2 separate regions of the Homo sapiens genome follow, and region 2 is linked to region 1. A link is an interaction called in ENCODE POLR2A ChIA-PET data of the cell type or tissue named here. Cell type or tissue: MCF 10A. All regions are shown on one strand.

What was found. Peaks named below come from ENCODE experiments on the same cell type or tissue, not always from the same donor. Only the 100,000 strongest peaks of a DNase experiment are listed, where the experiment ranks them.
Region 2: POLR2A ChIA-PET joins it to region 1 with 5 read pairs; 1 of 35 experiments calls an interaction of 5 or more read pairs at or near these places.

Annotation. Positions count from the first base shown.
Region 1 is chr3:161,161,607-161,165,606 of GRCh38, forward strand. The region is part of intron 1 of LOC124906300 (a long non-coding RNA gene); the gene reads left to right. Among named protein-coding and RNA genes, the nearest start is that of NMD3, 58 kb to the right of the region's middle. In MCF 10A, no CTCF peak of the experiment used is centred here; a DNase peak (open chromatin) is centred at 1,895.
Region 2 is chr3:159,478,561-159,482,560 of GRCh38, forward strand. The region is part of intron 4 of IQCJ-SCHIP1 (IQCJ-SCHIP1 readthrough); the gene reads left to right. The region is part of intron 1 of SCHIP1 (schwannomin interacting protein 1); the gene reads left to right. Among named protein-coding and RNA genes, the nearest start is that of MIR3919, 200 kb to the left of the region's middle. In MCF 10A, no CTCF peak of the experiment used is centred here; a DNase peak (open chromatin) is centred at 1,701.

The DNA of each region.
Region 1 (4,000 bases):
ATCTTACTTGCAATAAAATTGAAGGAGGACCTAATAGTGTTGTCAACGATCAGATTCTTAAAAATATTTTTGGTGAAGGATTACCACTGTAATTTTTCCTAACTTCGACCGGCACTGGTCCCAGCGCCCAGGCCATCTCCCAGCGGTGGCAACATGAAGCCAGGCGGCTAGGGCGGAGGTGGCGGCCCTGATGGCGGCGAGCTGGTGGCCAACATGCTCCCAGTCGCTGGCGGCGGTGCCTGCTCCTGACCTGGGCTCCACTCCCACCCCGTGCGCCAAGCGCAGCCACCGCCGCCCACAAAAGGATTTTTCAAATGTTTTTTTCGCGGGGAAAGAAGTTTGAAGACTACTGCAATAAACAACAACAGAGAAAAAGGAAGAGGAAAGAGTATAAAGATTTTTGCTTATATCATGTGAATTATTAAAAAGAATGAAGGGAAGGGGAAATTATTCAATCTTCTGGCCCTCCGCGTACATACGAGGCAGAAGTCTGACATCTGAAGAAGATAAAGTGAGGCTAAGTACCTTCTCTTTAAAGACACACCTAGAAGTGGAATCCATCATTTTCCTTCTACTCCATCTGCTAAACGTAGCTCATAGCCAGAGATGGCTGTAAGGGAAGCTGGAAAATATAAATCTTATTCTGATGGCCAGCTGCCCAACTAAGAAAATAGAGTGGAGACCTCATTCTCATTTCTACAACTGCTCGCACAACTTTAGTTTGGCATTAATGATTTTCCTTTCCTTTTTTCCAGGCAACTGCTCTGTTCCTTAAGGCAGGTCAGGCTGGGTGTGGTGGTTTACATCTATAATCCCAGCATTTCAGGAAGCCGAGGTAGGAGGATTGATTGAGGCCAGTAGGTCAAGACCAGCCTGGGCAACAAAATGAGACCCTAACTCTACAAAAAATTAAAAATTAGGCAGGCATGGTGTCACGTCCCTGTAGTCCCAGCTACCTGGGCGACTGAGGCAGCAGGATCGCTGGAGCCCGGGAGTTTGAGATTACAGTGAACTATAATCTAGCCACTGCGTTCCAGCCTGGGTGATAAAGCAACACCCTGTCTCAAAAAACAAACAAACAAAAAACAAAAGTGGCAGGACATTATATCACTGCTTCACATTTTTTGCCATTAAATAAGTTCTTGTTTGGAGGCCATATTGACTAAGAAAGCATGATGTTGTACAGGATTTTCAATAAGGACACGGATGTTGGTGTAGGCAGAAGCATGATGGGTAGGGGAAGCCTATCCAAATGCAGAATTAAGTGTCTCTTCTTGTTATGGTCTTCTACATGATGAAGGGAGCCTAATAAAGTCAGCCTGGCAACAGATACCTAGTGTTGTGTTACCATCCTGGTGCTAGGGTTTGCTACCCTGCTGAAAAATTAGGTACTCGACAATAGCAGGATTGGCCTTTGTAAGGGAAAATTTCTTGTTCAGCTCATACATATGCCATTCCTGCAAGCAATTATTGGCATTCTTTTAGACAATTGAAGTCACACTCAGCAGGTTAAGGAAGAAGTGTGACGAACTTCCACAGAAACAGTTCTTTTATGTATGTAGTTATGAAGATCCTTTCTCCCCCTACGTAGGCCTGTATGATGAGTTAAATACAATATATAGGATATGTTTTAGTTAGTGGAACTGTTTGCTTTGTAATAAGATCCAAACAAATAGTGGCTTAAGTAAAACAGAAGTTTAGCTATCCCATAATAGCCTAATCATAAGCTGTCTGGGGTTGATATGGTGTTGGGGATCCAAGTTCATTCTATCTTATTGCTCTGTCATTCCTAGAATATTGCCTGCATGCTTGTGGTAGAAAAGACTCACCACTATAGTAACATGCCAGGCTACTGAAGAAGGGAGAGAGTGAAGGCAAATTCCTTTCTGTTTAGAAGCACAACCCAGACGTTGACCCAGCATGACTCATCACTTCCTCCTACTTTCTATCCACAAACCTTAGTTCACAGCTCTAATAGCTGCAAGAGAAGCTGGAAAGTGTAAATCTCATTCCCATGACCAGGTGTCCAACTAAGATTTGAGAGTTTTATTATCAAAGAAAGAAGAAAAATGAATATTTATGAGTAACAAGTAGTCTTTCTCTGGTCAAGAAATGAATATTTACAAGCTTGGAGATCATTCTGAGCCTATTGAAACTTCATACAGATTTTACTCTATTTCTCAATTTATTTTTTGAATTGAAAATTTAAAGTTTAGTTCTCAAATTTATTAAATTTTAAATATTTCAGGTGATACTTTAACTTATAAAACAAAAAACTAAGCAAAATTAATATTTATGTCACTATGAATTTGGGGTGGTGGTGGGAGTAGTGATAGAAATATCAAGACTTAAAGATATTTCTAGTTGATACTATTTCTTACTGTTTTTGGTACAGTTACTATAGTTCCCAATTTCTAAATGGGAAAAACATAGCATAGAGAAATTTAGTGGTTTATTTCAGTTACAATTTGTGGCAGGACAAAACTTAAATTATGATGGATCACACCACAGGCCTCTTCCCAGGGTTTGCAAACTGAAATGCCTGCAAGACTCAAGTAGGCAACATAAATAAATAAAGTACATCTCATATAGCACAGTAGGGGTGTCAGGGACCTTGGTCAACTTGAATAATTACACTCTAATTAAAGAGGTCTGCCAAGACAGTAGTCTCTAATTGCCATTTCCCGCTTACAAAAGGTGGTAGAGATCTTTAGGGAAATAGTGGATTCCACATCTAGGGCAGAAAATGCCTGTGATAGCTTATGAAGCTAGAAAACCAGGAAACACTCAAAAGAATAACTTGAAGAAGAAGTGATTTTTTAAAAGTACAAAGGAACTAATTAGAATGAATTTGTGAAGATTGAAATGCATCAAATATATAAAAATTCATTTGTTTGAACTAAAACAAAAAGAACATCTCAATGGTTAGCCATTAGAGATTGTTAGGGCATCATCTGATTACCGTGAAAATTAAGGGAAAGAATCAAGCATATATTCTTTTTTTTTTTTTTTTTCTGAGCTGAGTATTGGTCTGTTACCCAGGCTGGAATGCAATGGTGCAATCATAGCTCACTGCAACCTCGAACCCTAGCTCAGATTATTGTCCCACCTCAGCCTCCTGAGTAGCTGGGACTACAGGCGTGCATCACCATGCCCAGCTTTGCCCACTTTCTTGGTCCCGTCTTCTCACTTCTCCATGTGTACGTATTACCAGGCTCAATTACTGGGAGTTCGTCGAACAAGCCATTGTTCCACATGTCCTTTGTATATCCATTCTCTGTATCATTTTTCTTCCCTGTTCACCTGCTGAACTGCACGTTGGTGATGATTCTGCACAGATATCACTGCTTTACAGAACCTTCTTCACTTCTGCCTTCTCAGACCCAGATGGCACAGGCAGCAAACAAATGCCTGTAAACAGTCCTGCTTAACTGTGCTCTAAAGCCCCTCAAAGGCACCCCTGGCGGGGTGTTGCTTCTACCAAGATGGCTGGTTATACACCTTTGCCAGAAGAACTAGGAAGCCAATGCTCTAGCTTTGTGGCAACACCAACAGGCATGTCATCCTGCTGATTTAAAACTTTTAACATGGCCTGTGAGTACTTTTGGTGGCTCTCCAAAAGACAGTACATAACTACATTCATGCACCTGTGACCAGGTCACTGGGATAGCATCTTGAGACTGTCCAGTCCCTGATGCCATCCTATTGCTAGTGAGCATCACCACTAGAGTGAGCCTGCCTGTCCTGCCCTTCCCATTTCTACGTCCACAGTGTGTACACTGGAACAGACATTGTGACTGATCATCTAGGAAACTGCCTGGTCCTCAGATATCAGAGCTATCTGCTCCTTGACCACGATCTCTTGTTTGTTGCTCTAGCTCGGGGAGACACCCTCCATGGTCACTGTCATTTGTTTATACCACTACTCCCAGACATACCAGCAAAGGATTTGAGAGCAGAGCATCTCTAGCATCTCTGAAACAGATGAATCACTGGAGAA
Region 2 (4,000 bases), 1.7 Mb before region 1:
CAGGGTCTTTTGTGTTTTCATATGAAGAGTTGTATTTTCTATTCTGTGAAAAAAATGGCATTGAAATTTTAATAGAGATAGCATTGAATTTTAGATCACTTTGGGTACTATGGACATTTTCACAATATAATTTTTTCTACCCATGAGCATGAAATATCTTTTTATTTATTTGTGTTTTCTTCAATTTCTTTCATCAGCATATTACAGGTCTTTCACCTCATTGGTTAAATTTACACCTAAGTATTTTGTTGTTGTTCCTATTGTAAATGGGATGGTGTTCTTAATTTTATATTTGGATCATTTATTACTAGTATATAGAAATGCTACTGAGTTTTTGTATGACGATTTTGTATCCTGCAACTTTACTAAATTTATCAGCTCTAATAGGTTTTTCTGGTGGAGTCTTTAGGGTTTTCTCTATATAAAATCATGTCATCAGCAAATAGAAACCATTTTACTTCTTCCTTTCCTATAAAAATGTCTTTTCTCTTGCCTAATATGCATCAATTTTTTAAATATTTACAAAGGTTTAAAAAGGCATGAGGAAATTCACATAATATTAAGCCAGAAAAATAGAATGCCAAATTTTGTGTATCATGCAATGTTAATATCAGAAAAAGTTCAGAATAAAGATTAAAATTTTGGCAATGATTATCTCTAGTGAGATTACTAATGAGTATTATGCTTTTTATATGTTTCTGAATTTTCTAAATTTTCTTGTATATACTTTAATTCAGAAAAAAACTTCAAACATTCACTAAAATAAAGTTCAAAAAAAAATCTAAAAGCCAGGTCTGAGAAAGCTGAAATTCCCAGATGTCATTGTATATGATGGAACATATGCAAGAAGGATAAGACAACATGATTCTGTCTTCAGGATGTAGAATAGCCTTTATGTCATGAGTTTTGCAGTATTCCAAAGGCTGTCAATTTTTTCACATACGGTCAGATCAAAACTTTATATAATTAGACAAGTTGATTTAGCTTCTAAATAACAAACACATTTATTTTTCCTAATAGTAGGCAATTAATTACTTGGCTAGTTTTAATTCAATTTCATTTTGCACTGGATATTTAGACATATAAGCTGTACCTTAAAAAAAGGATTTCCCTGAATGGACGGTTAACTCTCCACCTCTACTCCACCCACATTTACAGATGAGAAAACTGACACCAAGGAGATATGTAGGAGAGAAAAATGATTACAAGCATTCAAGATTCAGGTCCAAAGTACTCCCAATGGATTTGTTGTTTGTGAACTAATATGCACTCATGGAGCCTCTATAATGTGCAGCTCTATGCAAAGCTCTTTTCCTTACATCATCTTGTGGAACCCCCATAACCTCACAGTAATGAAGACGTTATTTCTAGCTATACTGTGGAGTTGGGGAAAATTGTTAGGCTCAGAGGTTATGAGAATTTCTCAGGATCACTCAGCTAGTAAGTAGCCAAACTGGAATTCTCATGTAGACCATTTGACTCTGAAGCCCACCAGCCTTCTAACACATAGAAAACAACAGGTTTTATTGTCTAAGGTCATGGCTTTCCATCCTCAATATCCTTGGATATGGCACATTTGCTACCTGCCTCTACTTGTAGCTACTTGAGTGAGTCATGGTCAGAATCCATTTTTCTTTGGTGTTAAAGAATGCTTTTGAAAGGGATAAAGGTGGAAGATACTTCCTGTTTGGCACAGTGTATGAGTATGTGGTTATAATAATCATCTCTTGCCCCACTATTCTCACAAGTTTTTAGAAACTCCTCCCTCAGAAGATGCCATCACTGGTAGTTGATCCTGGGAAGTTGCCCAGTAGTTGTTCCACATGTTCCCTCTGTACCAAAACATAGACAAATCCAATTTTCTCACTCTGTTTCTAGGTTGATGTCAATTTGAATCATGGCTTGATGAAAGAGAGTAAAATGATGATGGCTTGGAATAATTTAATCTTACCTCTATATAAAATATAATTTCTTTGGGAATTTTGTGGGTTTTTCTTTTCTTATTGCTTATTCTCTCAGCATTTATTATAAATCCCTTCTCTCAAAACAAAAGAACACTAACATCTCTCTCGTTTAACAGAGACTGCTTTAAACATTGCTCTCTCCTCCCTTCCCACCTCCTCTTTGACTAAACCAAGATTTTTCATTGTGAAGGTTTGACTCATGATAACCTAGGCAAAGAAAGGTCACTTTGGTGTCTCTTATGAACAGCAGCATCAGCAACACCTGGGTGTCACGCACGTCCTTGTGAACAGAGTCCACCAAATAGGCTTCGTTTGAGCAACAAGGCTGTTTATTTCACCTGGGTGCAGGCAGGGTGAGTCCGAAAAGAGGGTCAGCGAAGGGAGATAGGGGTGGAGCTGTTTTATAGGATTTGGGTAGGTAGTGGAAAATTACAGTCAAAGGGGGTTGTTTCTCTGGTGGGCAGGGGCGGGGGTCACAAGGTGCTCAGTCAGGGAGCTTCTGAGCCAGGAGAAGGAATCTCACAAGGTAATGTCATCAGTTAAGGCAGGAACCGGCCATTTTCACTTCTTTTGTGATTCTTCAGTTACTTCAGGCCATCTGGATGTACACATGCAGGCTTGGCCTCAGAGGCCTGACACTGGGGTCTTATTAGAAATGTAAATTATCAGGCTCTAGCCCAGACCTACTAAATCAGAAATTCTGGAGATGTGGACCCAGCCAATTGTGTTCTTAAAGCCCTGCAGATGATCTTGATGTACCATAAGCATGAAAACCATGTCCATATAAATGATTTTCTTTTAAAAAAAAGTTTTAGGTGATACAGTCTACAGCTCTGAAGAGATCACTAAGATAGAGTGAATTAAGTGTTCTGTATTGACTGTACACTTACTAGTGTTGGCAGATAAAATACAAGATGTCCAGTTGAATTGAAATTTCAGATATACAGCAAATAAAATTTTGGTATCTCCCATAAGATATTTGGGACTTACACTAAAAAAAAGTTGTTTATGGGAAATTCCAATTTTACTAGGTATTCTGCATTTTTATTTGTTAAATCTGGCAACCTGATCACCAACCCATTTTTCTGTAAGTGAGTTCTGAGAGGTAGGAGTAACTGCCAGTTTGGTGGGACCAGGTAACTTTTCTTGTTTTGACTGTACAGTAGGGCAAGCTGGTAGGAAACACTATGTAATTCCTGCCTGTGTCTTTTATAAGCCCTTTGCTGCATGCTGTGATTTGAGAAAATGGTAATTACTATACTTAACATTTCTTGTTTATTTTGTATCATGGAAAAAGAGAATGTCTTTTCTCCATTTTAACCTTAATAAGAAAACACAAGGTGTCTTCCTCCAGAGAATTTCAGAAAATCGGGCAGAGTGGACAAAATGAAATGGAGGTTGTGGGGTGATTAGAAAAATAATAGAATGGCAGTCAGGAAGCTGGGGCTAATTTTTTGGTCAATTTGTGTGTTAGGGGAGGTGGTATGAGCGTATGTGTATATGCATGGGTGCATGCATGGATGGGGTATACAAGATTAGAAAACTAATACTTAACTGAATTTCTACTGGTGTCAGGCATTGTGCACAGTGCTTTGCATATCACGTATTTCATCTTGATGTTATTTCAGAAACATTCCTTGAGAAAGGTATGTTGGGACAAGGTAGCTTAACACAGATGTCAATATTGCCCCTCCAATGCTAAGTGTGCTTCTCCAAGAAGCCATTACCTCTGCTTTGCCTGCATAGGTAAAAGAAGACACCTATTTATATTTATTGCCCATGGCTTCCCTTCAAGAAGGACGTATGAATACTTTTAGAAGAGAGGGAAAATATGTCCTAAACTGCAAGGAGTTCAATTCTGAGGTTGCCCTGAGGAGAAATCTTCTAACAAGCAGCTATGGAAGCATTGAATGATTCACTGAGATGTAACACGATTCCAGAGAGACTCAGCTGAATGTGGTTCACAAATGTAATCATCTTATTGAGTACCCTGATCTAAAGGTACTAATTATGAAGCACTGTGAAAATGACAACTG